4 separate regions of the Homo sapiens genome follow, and regions 1, 2 and 4 are each linked to region 3. Evidence: chromatin contacts called from ENCODE Hi-C data. All regions are on one chromosome and are shown on one strand. Each heading gives the region's core, a stretch centred on a gene start or an enhancer-like site at or near the end of the contact. The rest is flanking DNA. Distances are from core to core; before and after follow the strand shown. Region 1 holds the start of RTCA (RNA 3'-terminal phosphate cyclase). Region 2 holds the start of DBT (dihydrolipoamide branched chain transacylase E2). Region 3 holds the start of RNPC3-DT (RNPC3 divergent transcript). Region 4 holds the start of SLC35A3 (solute carrier family 35 member A3).

Region 1 (3,087 bases), core at 24-2,523, 3.3 Mb after region 3:
TAAATTTCTGTTGTTTAAGCTCCACTCTGTGTGTGGCATTTTGTTATGGCAGCCCTAGCAAACTAATACAACACCTACAGCCTAATGAATTGGATTCCCCTGTTGGTGAACTGGAGGGCTGCAAACTATGACAAAGGCAATTAACATTAACATATCAGTAATTGCCTTTTGGTAATTTCAAAACTGTAGACAAAAGACTGAGACCGCTGATTTATTAAAATGTAATAAATACAGAATACATACAAAGCAATCAGTGTGGCTTCAAACCTGGGTCCTCTTCTAGCAGGTGCATGTACCTGAAGCTCAACTAGTGGCATGCCCAGCTACCCAGACAGAAGAAATAAGGTCAAATGTCAAGGTGTTTCCCTCTCCACAACAGATAATTCTGGTCATAACAGCTCTCTGGAGGTATGAATGAAGGCTGGGATAACACATCTCAGGATTCTTTCCTGTTTTATGATTCTAAAACTGACAGCAGAACCAGAATGCACTGGTTATAAAACAGGGTTTCCTCTGGCGTCACAAGCATTTCTGCCCTATCTATCTTGCCAGCTCATACGTGCTGTTCGGATATTTGGAATGCCCGGTGAGGTGAGAAAACATTTTAAAAGCTAGCTCTTCAGCAAATGACACTATTTAGTCAAACAGAGAAAACTCGAGACCATTTCTAAACTCACCCCTCCAGGCTTTCAAGACTTTACAACCCAGGCCACCGCCCAGGCAGAGTGCCCCGCCCTGGATCGCCCATACCTGCGTCTGGGACCTTCTGGGTTCCACCACTCGGACTCCCGATGCCCCAGCCCGGCAGCCCGACCCCCCGATCCCCCAGCTTCACGGCCCAACTCCCCCTCCAGCCAGATTTACCTCAGGCCTGGCGTGCTCCGGCCGGCTCGGATCTTCTGCACCCGCAAGGGGAGGCCTAGGAGACAGCTCAAGGCCGTAGAGACTCTCAGGATCTGGCCGCCCTGCAAAGGTTGGGGTACAGGGAGAAGAGAAGTAAGCACACCGGTGGTGAGAGCTCCCCTCCTTAGTTAGGCTGCAGCCCCGGCCGCTTCGCTCTGTACTCACCCCTTCCATGATGCTGCCATCGACCTCCACCCGCGGCCCCGCCATGGGGGACACCCTGGGGCCCAGCCCGCAGCGACAAAGCCTCCGCCAGAGCGGGAGAAAGAAGAGACGTTGGCTCCCGCCCAGTAGTTCAGAAACCTTGGTTCATGCCTGGGGCGCAGGAGCCTGACGAGAAAGCGGAAGAAGCGGCGCCTCTCGGGACACTGGAGTCAGCAGAAACGAACCCCCGGGTTCGCCCAGTTCCGCAGTCAGTGCGCATGCGCGTAGCTCGGCTTAAAGGAGCCGCGCTGGGAACACTGCGGTCGGGGCGAGGAAGCTGCCGGGGAAGTGAGATGACGGTCGCGGGGGTGCCCAGGAGCCCTGAAAAACTTGTGCCCTGGGCACGGCAAAATCTGCAGGTTGCAGAAAGTCTCAACTGTAAGATAACTCCTCCAGTTATCCCGCAGGCTTGTGCTTTATCTCTGTTTTGTGGGTAAATATGTGTTTATATCTGTTTTCTCGAGGATCCTGGCATACCCCGAGGTGCCGACTTTTAGAGCTGAAGATGCAAGAAAGATTGGGATCCTGCGATGCACCGAACCTGTCTCTCGAAGTGTGTGCGCCCTGGTACATTGATACTCTTGGCCTTTGGTTCCTTGCGGTGTGCGTGTTTGTGTATGCGGAGTGTGTTATCTTTCTTTCTAGGGTGACACACCATTTATTTGAGAGGCGGGAAAGGCAGAATCACTAGTTTAATATTCTGAAAAGCCAAAGTTATGCCATTTTGCTTGAGAGTGAGTGCAAGCTCTTGACTCCCAGGAACAGTGCAGCTAACAATTCACCTCAGGCGAGGGCAGAAGCAATAGCCAGCTTCTTGGTTCTGCCTGTGGCTCAGTTCCTACATAATTGAGTACCAAATAATATGTAAACCTCTAGGGAAGCAAAAAAGAGTAATTCAGCTTCTACCCCCGAAGTTATTGGAGGTATAATGGAGAGACTGAGACGTAATCAATTACAATGTCATCCTCAATAATAATTAACATGTACTGTATTTAGAGTTTATTATGGGGACAATTACAATATATTAATAATATACTGTAACAATAACAGGCAACACTTATTGAGCACTTAGGTGTTGTGCACTGCATGCATTCATAACATGATAAAGTACTTACTGTTTTTACTGTTTTACAGCTTCCTGTGTTAAACAATTTGCTACAAGGTCACACAATTTTAACTAGAAGACTGAGATGTGAACCTGGGTGGTCTGATGTGAACACCACTGTCTGGTAATCCCAACGCTCTGCTGCTTTGCGACAGAGAATGTTTTAGGGAACACACAGACTATGTACTTAACCAAATCTGGAATTTGCCGTAAGATATTAATCAGAGAAGTAATGATACTTGCATTTTAAAATGAAGGCTTTGGCAGTAGGAGAAGGGTGAATAAGAGGCTTAAGAGCCTGAAGGGAGAAATGCCAATGATACAATTATCCAGCAAGAAATAATCAGAAGTTGAAGTAAGGCAATGATGGTAGGGATGGAATATAAAAAAGCTGTACCCCTATCTGACATCTTTATTGGGGGAACCCGCCCCCAATATTTCAACGTAGGTTCTTTCTATTTTCCATAAGTGTTGGCCAGCTGAGAAATAAAGAGAGACAGTATAAAGAGAGGAATTTTACAGCTGAGCCACCGGGGGTGACATCACATATCGGTAGGACCATGATGCCCGCCTGAGTCTCAGACCAGCAAGTTTTTATTAAGGGTTTCAAAAGGGGAGGGGGTGTAAGAACAGGGAGTAGGTACAAAAGTACAAAGATCACATGCTTCAAAAGGCAAAAAGACCTTACTACTAGTAAGGGTCTAACAAAGATCACATGCTTCTGAGGGAACAGGACAAAGGGCAAAAGCAGAACTACTTATAAGAGTCCAACAAAGATCACAAGGCAAAGGGCAAAAGCAGAGCTACTGATAAGGGTCTATGTTCAGCAGTGCACATATTGTCTTAATAAACATCTTAAATAACAGAAAACAGGG
Region 2 (2,842 bases), core at 95-2,594, 3.3 Mb after region 3:
TTTGACTACTCTAGATTTTCTGAGAAAGATAGCTATTTAGGCCGGACCCAGTGGCTCATGCCTGTAATCCTAGGACTTTGGGAGGCTGAAATGGGAAGATCGCAGTTTGAGACCAGGACTTTGAGACCAGCCTGGGCAACATAGAGAGATCCCATCTTGAACTTCTGAGCTCAAGCCATTTGCCTGCCTCAGCCTCCCAAAGTGCTGGAATTATGGGCAGGAGCCACCACGCCTGGCCCAAGAGACCCTATCTCTACCAAACAAACAAACAAACAAAAAAGATAATAAGATTTATTGTTTGCATTGATTTTTTGTGTGTAGATGTGTAATACATAAAATGGCAAATGAGGGGGAAAAGTGTTTGGGTCATATTAAACAATGAAGTTGTGAAATACCTGAGATTTTGTTTCATAACCACTAATCTTCAATGTTGAGCATTTAAAATGTATTTGTTCCAGTTTTTTTTCTCTGTAATTCCTTAGACATCTGTGCAGATTTTCATTCCCACGTAAGAAGCAATAACAGACTAATGTCATCCTGGACATTTCCAGGAATTGGTTTCCTAGTTGCTCTGAGGAAGATTGCCTTTTAAAAGAAAGCTCTGATCTGTTCTTTACCAGTTCCACTTGACCTGAATTTGACATTTCTTTAAGAGACAACTAAATCAAGATCATGTGTCTGTGACATGTATTGCATATGCTAGTTAGCTGCATCTGATAGCAGTCTGTAAAAAGAAAGATGATAACATGTTTATTTTAGACATTAGGTAATGTTCATCTTTCATGAAAAAAATTGATTAGCCAATTTTGGTAATCAAAAACATAAATGGGAGTAAAAAAGGCAGTCATTGGGAAGTACTGCTGTATGGACTTGTGAAACAACTAGTTGTCCAGAGCCTTGCTACAACGTATAGAAATATTCTATTTTCTGTATTTGGGGCGGCTACACTACAAGATGAAGACGGGGAAATGTTTTCCAACTCATCGCTCAGGTCCTACTGCAACATAACTTTCTTGAGGTAAGTACCTTTCTTTGTGTTTCCTTAACACTCTCTATTTTCCCCATCACATACACTAAAAAGATTATCTTTGGTGCATCTGTATTTACACAGCAGTGTTAAATTTGGGCTGCCCTCTGCCCCGCCTCCGTCCCCCAGGCTCTTTTCACTCCCCGCTGGGTCCCAGATCCTAGGGTTTAGCTCAGGCTCCGCCCTACTCCTTGGTTGGCTGTTGGGTGGGAGGCTCGTTTCTTCCCTCCCTATTGGTCGCCCAGGGGGAGGCGCGTTTCCCATCTCCTGATAGGCCGCGCCGAGGAGAGTCTCTCCAGTTTGCGGCACTGTTGTCATTTCCGGGGTAAGATGGCTGCAGTCCGTATGCTGAGAACCTGGAGCAGGAATGCGGGGAAGCTGGTAAGCACGTTTGGGCAGATCTGAGGCCGGGAAGGAGTGATTTGTCCGGAGTCATCCAGGAGTGGTGTTTTACTTTCTCCTCCGGTGCCAGGCGTCCAGGGCACGCGTGATGGAGAGGTGAAGGGATGCATGCAAAATAAAGGGCAGAGAACGGAGCGAGTCGACCAGTCTGGAGTGGAAACCCACTCCCTCCCCTTACCTGGAAGCGCTTCTGCAGCGACTCAGCCGTCCTGCTCCATCTGTACCCCGAGGCCCAGCTAGCGTTTTATTGAGCGCCTTCCAGGTGCCCAGGCATTGTGATAGGCGCTGTGGATCCAGAGATATATTCGTTTAGCATTTATTGCGTACCCACAGTATGCCAAACACTGGTAACACGACCCCTACCCTCAAGGAATCTACAGTGTGTAGAGGAAGAGGCCGTTCAAGTTATAGAATATCAGCAGGGGTCCCTGCTTCCGAAGAACTGAGCAGCTCGGCGTCACTCTTTTGCCTTGTACTTCTATGTCCGCACCACATATCATTCCTACCCTTTTGTCACCAAGGCTGTGACCCATCACCATCTCCCCTGCACTTCCTTCTCTTTCTCCCAGTCTTAGCACCAAGCACTGACACATACCGGTAATGATACTTGTTACCCCTATTTGCTTAGTGTTTCTTCTTCCTGCCTCTTCTCCCTTTCCCTAGATGCTCCTGCCTTGGTGACCCCGATCTTACAAAAACTTTCAAGAGCCTGCTATGTACCAGTGCTGTGTTAGGCACTGGAGATACAAATATGAAATAGACATCATATCTTCCTTCTCAAGAGATTACAACCTTGTGGTGGAGGACAAAGGAGAGGGAGACAGATAGAAATTACAACCCAGCATGAGAGGTACTGTGATGGGACAAGTGCCTAGAACTACAGGAACACACAGGAGTGGACACCTATGGTGGACTTGGGGGTCAGAGGAGTTCCCAGAGGATACTGTATGACTTGAGATGTAAGAAGGATAAGTAAGAGATAACCAGGAGAAGAGAGCTCTTCTCAGCAACACTTAACACATATTGGTCTCTCTTCTTTCTAGAGCTTTCCATTCTTGTTTTCTGTGACACCAGTTTCCCAATATTATTCTTTCTTCATCTTTGGCCACTTCATCCCAATATCCTGTTTCCCTTCCCGCCTTTTAAATATTGCTTTTTCTAAAGGGCTCTGACTTTGGCCCTCTGCACTTTTCCCACTTTCTGGGTTATCCCATCCACTCTTTGGCTTTAGTTACCATCTATGCTGATGAGTCCTAAAGTTCCCCAGTCTTCCAACCAGGTCTACTCCAAACCCATATATCCTACTGTCCTGGAAATCTCCAGTTTCATATGTACGTGATGTTTTCCAGCTGCAATTAAAAACCCAACCAATAAATAGGAAATTAAGTATCCATGCATACAGAGCATCCCCAA
Region 3 (3,268 bases), core at 308-2,807:
GACCTGATGTACTTAAATTGAGCCATATATAATTTTTTTTTTTTAATTTGCAGGCATAAGTGACATTTAAACTGATCAAAATTGGTCTTTCTTCTAATTCAGTAACTCTCAACTTGGGCTGCACATTAACATTAAAATCACCTAGGGAAACTTTAAAACCACTGAGTCTTGCACCATCGCTATTCCTATTTTAATGAAGAGAAATCTAAAATATCTTTGGATATAAAGCAAAACAAAGTAATTGTGTAAATTCCTACACAGGTACTCTTAACAGCCCTAAAAAATTGTTCCCTAAAAGATGTCATCGGGAAATTTTTATGAAAAGCCTCTTTTTCTAGTTGAAATTCTGCATTTAATTTACGCAAGTCACCAATGTAGCTTCTCCTCTATTTTAATGAACGATTTAACATTGGCTTATAAATGAAGTAGGACTTTAAAAAATCCCTTGATGCACATTTGTAAGAATACTCTTGAGTCCAGGAGAAATAACCCCAAATTCAAAAAAGTTGTGAGGCTCTCAGGATGGATCCGAAAACTCAATATAACTAAGCTAATTTCCATTCTTCTGCTTTGTCGTTCTCACTTGCCCTTTTCTGCAGTGCTATGACTAATCCAGACTCGAGCCGATTAAAACTCCACTTCGCAGAGCAGATATTTTGATAAAAAAGAGGTAGGATGGGGGAGCTCTCATCACACAAGTCCATCTTCCCCACTCGTTTCCATTTTACTCTTGTCAGCGCTCCCCCTCCCCGGTCACTTCCCAAATGCCTTCCCGGGAGACTCCGGAGGGGCGCGCCCTTACCAGTCGCCCCTTATCTGACAGGACCCGCACAGACTGAGCCCCGAAGTACTTCAGCAAGTCCTCTTTCTCCTCAGCAGTAAGCTCAGCCGGCAGGTGCCTGACCAGAAGGGTTCGGTCGCCCCGAGGCGGGGAAAGCGAGGAGGAGCTCGTGCATCCCCTTGATATCGCAAGCGGCTGCTCGGGAGCTGCCATTTTCCTTGGAGAAGCAAAAACAGAAATCGTGGGAAGAAGTCTCAGTCAAAATCGCGGCATCAACACAAGCTGGGAGAAATATTTTTTCCGCCTCGCGCTAAGGATTCTGGAAACCAGGAAATACCGAGAAAGAAAGTCACCTTCTCGCGAGAACTGCGCCACCGAAAAGCGGCAACCCTTCGAAGACTCTTCGGGGAAGGGCGCGGTGCTAATGATTTAAATTCCAGGGGTCTCCGGAAAGACTTACAAGCAAAAATTGGCCCAGAGATGTGCGAGGGTTAACACAAGTTGTCAATCAAAGAAGGAAACAGGAACCCCAGCCACTTCAGGGAAAGAAGGTTGACGCTCAAGGACAAGAGGACTCACGACTGCGCATGTGCGGGCTGGGACCGTCACAGGGCGGGGCGGGGCGCACGGCGGGGCGGGGCGCACGGCGGGGCGGGGCGCACGGCGGGGCGGGGCGCACGGCGGGGCGGGGCGCACGGCGGGGCGGGGCGCACGGCGGGGCGGGGCGCACGGCGGGGCGGGGCGCACGGCGGGGCGGGGCGCACGGCGGGGCGGGGCGCACGGCGGCGAGCGCTATCTGGAGCTGACCGTGCGGCTCTTAATCCCTGGCCTTGGGAAAGTGAATTGGCCTGAATAGCAAGGAGGAGAACTTGGGTGTGGAAATACCGGGTATGTTCTTACAGTATTTAGATGGTAAAATATAAAGCTAGCCAGTTATTCTGTCAACTCATTAGACACCATTGTAGGGAGGAGAACTCAGTTTAAGGGGCAAAACGTTGAGAGTTCAGACTTTTTTCTTGAATCAGTAGGCATTTAGCAGACGGATAGGCCCCTGCCAGGGTTCATTTCGCAGAAATGGCAGCCTCTAGGGAGAGGTAACCTAATAAATAAATTATTGCATGTGTGTGTATGTGTGTGTGTGTAGGGGTGTGTGTGTGTGTGTGTGTGTATGTGTGTGTGTGTGTAGGTGTAGGTACTTTTCTCCCTATTTTACAGCTGAGGACACTGATGTACAAAGAGGTTAAATCACACAGCTAGAAAGTGGAAGAACTAAGTTTTGACCCTTGGTGTTCTGACTGGGGGTCTACATTCTAATCCACTGTTCTGCCTAGATTCTGAATGGAGTGAGGCAGGGATCATCCCCGGAGGGTCAGGAATGTACCCCTCACCCCATACAGAGAGGGCCTTGAGGATTCTAAAGAGAGGTTTTATGCTAGATGTAGCTGCTACAGTCTGGAGAACCAGAGTTCCTCTTACAGTTCTTTTTGCCACTTAAATAAATGTTAGAGATACAGCAGTAAGCAGTATACCAGCAATCTGCTGTCATCCCGCATTGGTTGGGGAAAAGGAGAGAGACAGATATTAATGAAAACTAGAAGACAAACATGAGAAGAACCTTCCCCACACACCCACCAAAATATCAGATAGGTAGAGCCAGACCACGTAGACGCTGTAGATTTGTTAGGAGCCCTTTTTATTTGAGGAACATTTAGAAACTGACAAATTCTTTAAGTAGGTGTGTGTTGAGGGGAGAGAATCAAAGTTTAGGTATGAAAATTTCTCCGGTTGCAATGCAAAAAACAGAAGCAGAAAGACCAGTTGGACTACTGTAGAAGTCTGGAGAAAAACACTACCATAATAGTTTGGTGAAAGTGGACATGTAGAGAAGGAACTGGAATTGAGATACGTTTTAGAAGTAGTTGATAGGAACTTGCAGATGAAGAATAGTAAGCAAGGATAAATTCTGGATTTTTGGCTTAAGCTAGATATTATCCATCTGTAGATGATGATGCCATTTACTGAATGTGAGAAGATTGACCAAGTATAGCTAGGTTAGAAACTGTAGTGGGACATTGGGAATAGAGGAACATATATTAAGTTTAAGGTATCTATTCAGTATCCCTGTTTCAAGTAGGAAGTTGAATGTGTGTGTTTGGCATTCTTGGGAAAGGTTACCACGAGGTATGGCATCAACCTATATGGTATTTATATCTGAAGAATGACAAAGGGTATAGATAGAATTGTGCCCATAATGGAGTCATGGGACATGCAGATGTTGAGAAGTTGAGGCAAGGAAGAAGAAGAAGACAATCAATTCCTGCCCTCTCAATGCTTACTTTCTAAAATCAAGACAGAATAAATATGTAAATAAAGTTCTTTTCAGAGAATAATAAGTGCTTTGGAAAAAATAGGGTAGTGTTATAAACCGATTGGAGTGGTCATGCTATTTTAAACACTATCCTTCAGCGGCTTTTTTGTGTGTGTTCT
Region 4 (2,997 bases), core at 68-2,567, 3.6 Mb after region 3:
AAGAATCATATTGATTTTACTGGAGCCACCGTCAGACTCAAATTCTGAAGGAAAAATCTGAAGCCTCCCTAAATAATATAAAATTTATTAAATGCCTCCCTAAATAATTTACATTTTATTCTGAAGCCGATCGAGAGTCACTGCGTATTTCTGAGGAAGGAATAACCAAAAAAAGAAAGTCATAAGATCTTTGGCTTTAAAAGTAATATGGAGGCAAGTGACTGGAAGGGTGCCAGGCTGAGGACAAGTCCAGTTTGGAAGTTATTGCTATAGTGCAAGTAAGAAGAGGAAAGACGAGCATATTTAGCAGACAGGTAGTGGGAATGAAAAAGGGGAGAACTAAATTTGAGATGCTGAAGAGATAGAATCAACAGTTGGGAGGAAAGTTAGCCTCAGAAATATAAGTTTACAAGTCATTCCCTTGAAACACCCTGAGTTTACCAGTGAAAGTGAATAAGAACACCAAGTAAGAAACTGCACCAAATTTCATCTTTAACTACTAAAGTCGAATGTTGATTTCAAAAACGAAAAGACTTAATTTTCAAATACTGCATTTAAGAGAACATAATAAAAGATCGTCTTTTACTATAAAGCAATGCACCCACACACCTGTTCTGATGAGAATCTCACCCCACTTCAAACAGTCCTTGTGTTCTTACTAGCCTTACCAAGGGCAGCCTTTCCATTTCTTTAAGTTCCTGCGGCTTCTTGAGCTCCAGGTGCTGGTCGGGTGCATCTGTGCCTACCACAGGGCTCAACACCGAGCGAGAGCTCATGGGATGTTCACTGAAGGAATGACGGGCCCCAGCCGGGCCCACCCGTCACTAGCTCCGCACGCACCAGGCGCTGAGGCACACACTGCCGTCTTCATTCGCTTGACACACCCCTCTCCTCGGGCCTTTTTTCCTCCTCCACCCAGTACATTCCGCACGTCGTCCGTCGGAGTTACAACGTGTCACCTCATCTGCTCCCACCCCTACTTAGCTAGCACTGTATTTCAGGTCTTCGATACCGTCCCCTTCACCCCTACAGACTTCACATCAGCCCCCTCGCATGCCTCCTCTTCCTCCTCCTCCAGGAGCTTCCCGGGCCGCCCCGCAGCCGCTAGCCTCCTGGTTCCCGCCCCTCCCCAGGTGCGCTGAGGACTCACCTCCCGCGCAGCTCGACCGGCTGAGCCCACCACCGGGGGCCGCGGTTCAGCTCCGCCGGGCGCCCCAGGCTGCCGAGTCCGCTGGGTCCTACGCGACCGCTGACCCGCAGCGCCGCCGGCTCCCGTCGCCGTAGCCACCGCCAGCTCGGTGCAGCCCAGGCGTTTCCGGGTTCCCGCGGTCCCGTCCCCCAAATGCTCCGGCTTCCGCCTCGGCTCTGGCAAATGCCGTTCCCGGCTCGGCTCTGGCAGCCCCAGCTCGGCACTTGGCAGCTCTGTCCCTAAGGCGACGCACCTGGGCTGCTCTGCTGGCAGCCCCTGGTTCCTGCTTCACCGTCGCGTGGAGGCCTGGGGCACTGCTTTCTGCTACACCTCTCCTAGGAGCGCGAAACAGATGGAGTGACACTCGTCGAGGGCCTCTGCGGGACTGTCTGTTTGCAGAGGGTGCCAAGGTGTCCACTGCGTAAGGAAGGGCAAAGTCCTTTGGGGCAAAGAACCCTGAGAGGAACGGGGAGATGGATTTTGAAAGCAAACGAACCCTCTCCTAAAAGTGACTGTCACTGACCTGAAAACAACCAGATTAGCTATGGCAAAGGCTGCCAACCAACCAGTGGTCTGCAAGAAGGCTTGTTCTTCCACTTCACCCACCCTGACTGAGATCTTGAGACTGAAGGAAACCCAAAGCCGTACCACCAATGGGCCTAGTGTCATCAACCGGGAGAGGAAAAAGAAAACTGGGCCCAGAGGATTGCAGAGTTATGAGGGACCAACCCCTTCCTGGCTGCATGGATCACAGCATTACCTTTTAAAAGTGTTCCAGTAGCTGTGTTGGAAACCCTCTAACCACGGCAGCCCATTCAGGTGATGAACAGGCTGAAATCAGTACTTCAGGTTCAGCTGGATTATCAAATAAGCGAATAGGATTATCTCTTTTTGTTAACTCAGGGCTGCTATAAATTAAGCCTATGTCTCTTTATATTGCAAATGATTAAAACCATGTCCAAGAGAGACATACTTAGAAAAAAAGTGATATTGAAGAAAAATAAGTAACTGTATTAGAGTAGAATAACTGGTTTTAAAATTTTCTGCAATACAGTCTTGAGAAAATTCCTGGATGGTAAAATACATATTAGATCTTAATACATGCCCAGTTTTTTTTGAAACCAAAATGTGCCTGTTAGATGATGATAACAGCATGCCTCGTTTTATTGTGATTTGCTTTATTGCTCTTCACAGACATTGCTTTTGTTTTTTTGTTTTTTTTTTTTACAAATTGAAGGTTTGTGGCAACCTTGCCTCAAGCACATCTATTGGTGCCATTTTTCCAACAGCATGTGCTCACTTTGTGTCTCTGTGTCACATAATATTCAATAATTTTTGCAATATTTAAATTTGTTCATCATTATTATATCTGGTATAGTGCTTTGTGATCAATGATCTTTGATGTTACTATGGTAATTGTTTTGGGGTGCTGATATGGTTTGGCTGTGTCCCCACCCAAATCTCAACTTGAACTGTATCTCCCAGAATTCCCACGTGTTGAGGGAGAGACCTAGGGGGAGATAATTGAATCATGGGGGCCAGTCTTTCCTGTGCTATTCTCATGATAGTGAATAAGTCTCATGAAATCCGATGGGTTTATCTGGGGTTTCTGATTTTGCTTCTTCCTCATTTTTCTCTTGCTGCAGCCATGTAAGCAAGTACCTTTCACCTCCCGCCATGATTCTGAGGCCTCCCCCGCCATGTGGAACTGTAGGTCCAATTAAACTTCTTTTTCTTCCCAGTCTCGGGTATGTCTTTATCAGCACCATGAAAATGGACTAATACAGGTGCCATGTACTGCACTCATA

The links. A loop is a pair of places that touch in the nucleus more often than their neighbours do. Pooled maps may share reads with other maps.
Region 1: a loop to region 3 is called in a map of B cell, with 15 times the contacts of the local background. The contact joins the promoter of RTCA here to the promoter of RNPC3-DT in region 3. A Hi-C loop is called at or near these places in 3 of 168 maps with a recorded cell type or tissue (B cell, CD4-positive, alpha-beta T cell and CD8-positive, alpha-beta T cell) and 9 of 50 pooled maps.
Region 2: a loop to region 3 is called in a map of CD4-positive, alpha-beta T cell, with 6 times the contacts of the local background. The contact joins the promoter of DBT here to the promoter of RNPC3-DT in region 3. A Hi-C loop is called at or near these places in 3 of 168 maps with a recorded cell type or tissue (CD4-positive, alpha-beta T cell, CD8-positive, alpha-beta T cell and naive thymus-derived CD4-positive, alpha-beta T cell) and 9 of 50 pooled maps.
Region 4: a pooled map shows a loop between it and region 3 (15-fold over the local background). The contact joins the promoter of SLC35A3 here to the promoter of RNPC3-DT in region 3. A Hi-C loop is called at or near these places in 6 of 50 pooled maps.

The regions. Positions count from the first base shown.
Region 1 is chr1:100,264,402-100,267,488 of GRCh38, reverse strand. RTCA (RNA 3'-terminal phosphate cyclase) reads right to left here and starts at 1,273. Exons shown (of 11, transcript NM_003729.4): 1 at 1,069-1,273; 2 at 865-965. The coding sequence starts at 1,113. It overlaps RTCA-AS1 (RTCA antisense RNA 1), which reads left to right and starts at 1,315. Exons shown (of 3, transcript NR_110435.1): 1 at 1,315-1,485; 2 at 1,572-1,660; 3 at 2,242-2,747. RefSeq lists enhancers at 1,105-1,464, 1,033-1,582.
Region 2 is chr1:100,248,336-100,251,177 of GRCh38, reverse strand. DBT (dihydrolipoamide branched chain transacylase E2) reads left to right here and starts at 1,344. Exons shown (of 11, transcript NM_001918.5): 1 at 1,344-1,408. The coding sequence starts at 1,358. RefSeq lists a silencer at 1,125-1,224 and enhancers at 1,335-1,454, 1,056-1,615, 1,616-2,175.
Region 3 is chr1:103,523,797-103,527,064 of GRCh38, reverse strand. RNPC3-DT (RNPC3 divergent transcript) reads left to right here and starts at 1,557. Exons shown (of 4, transcript NR_168321.1): 1 at 1,557-1,669. It overlaps RNPC3 (RNA binding region (RNP1, RRM) containing 3), which reads right to left and starts at 1,366. Exons shown (of 15, transcript NM_017619.4): 1 at 803-1,366. The coding sequence starts at 994. It also overlaps the pseudogene RN7SKP285. RefSeq lists an enhancer at 915-1,154 and a silencer at 1,475-1,574.
Region 4 is chr1:99,968,316-99,971,312 of GRCh38, reverse strand. SLC35A3 (solute carrier family 35 member A3) reads right to left here and starts at 1,317. Exons shown (of 8, transcript NM_012243.3): 1 at 1,151-1,317. All of the region lies in intron 1 of LOC124904230 (a long non-coding RNA gene), which reads left to right. RefSeq lists enhancers at 868-957, 1,678-1,727, 1,788-1,837 and a silencer at 1,078-1,277.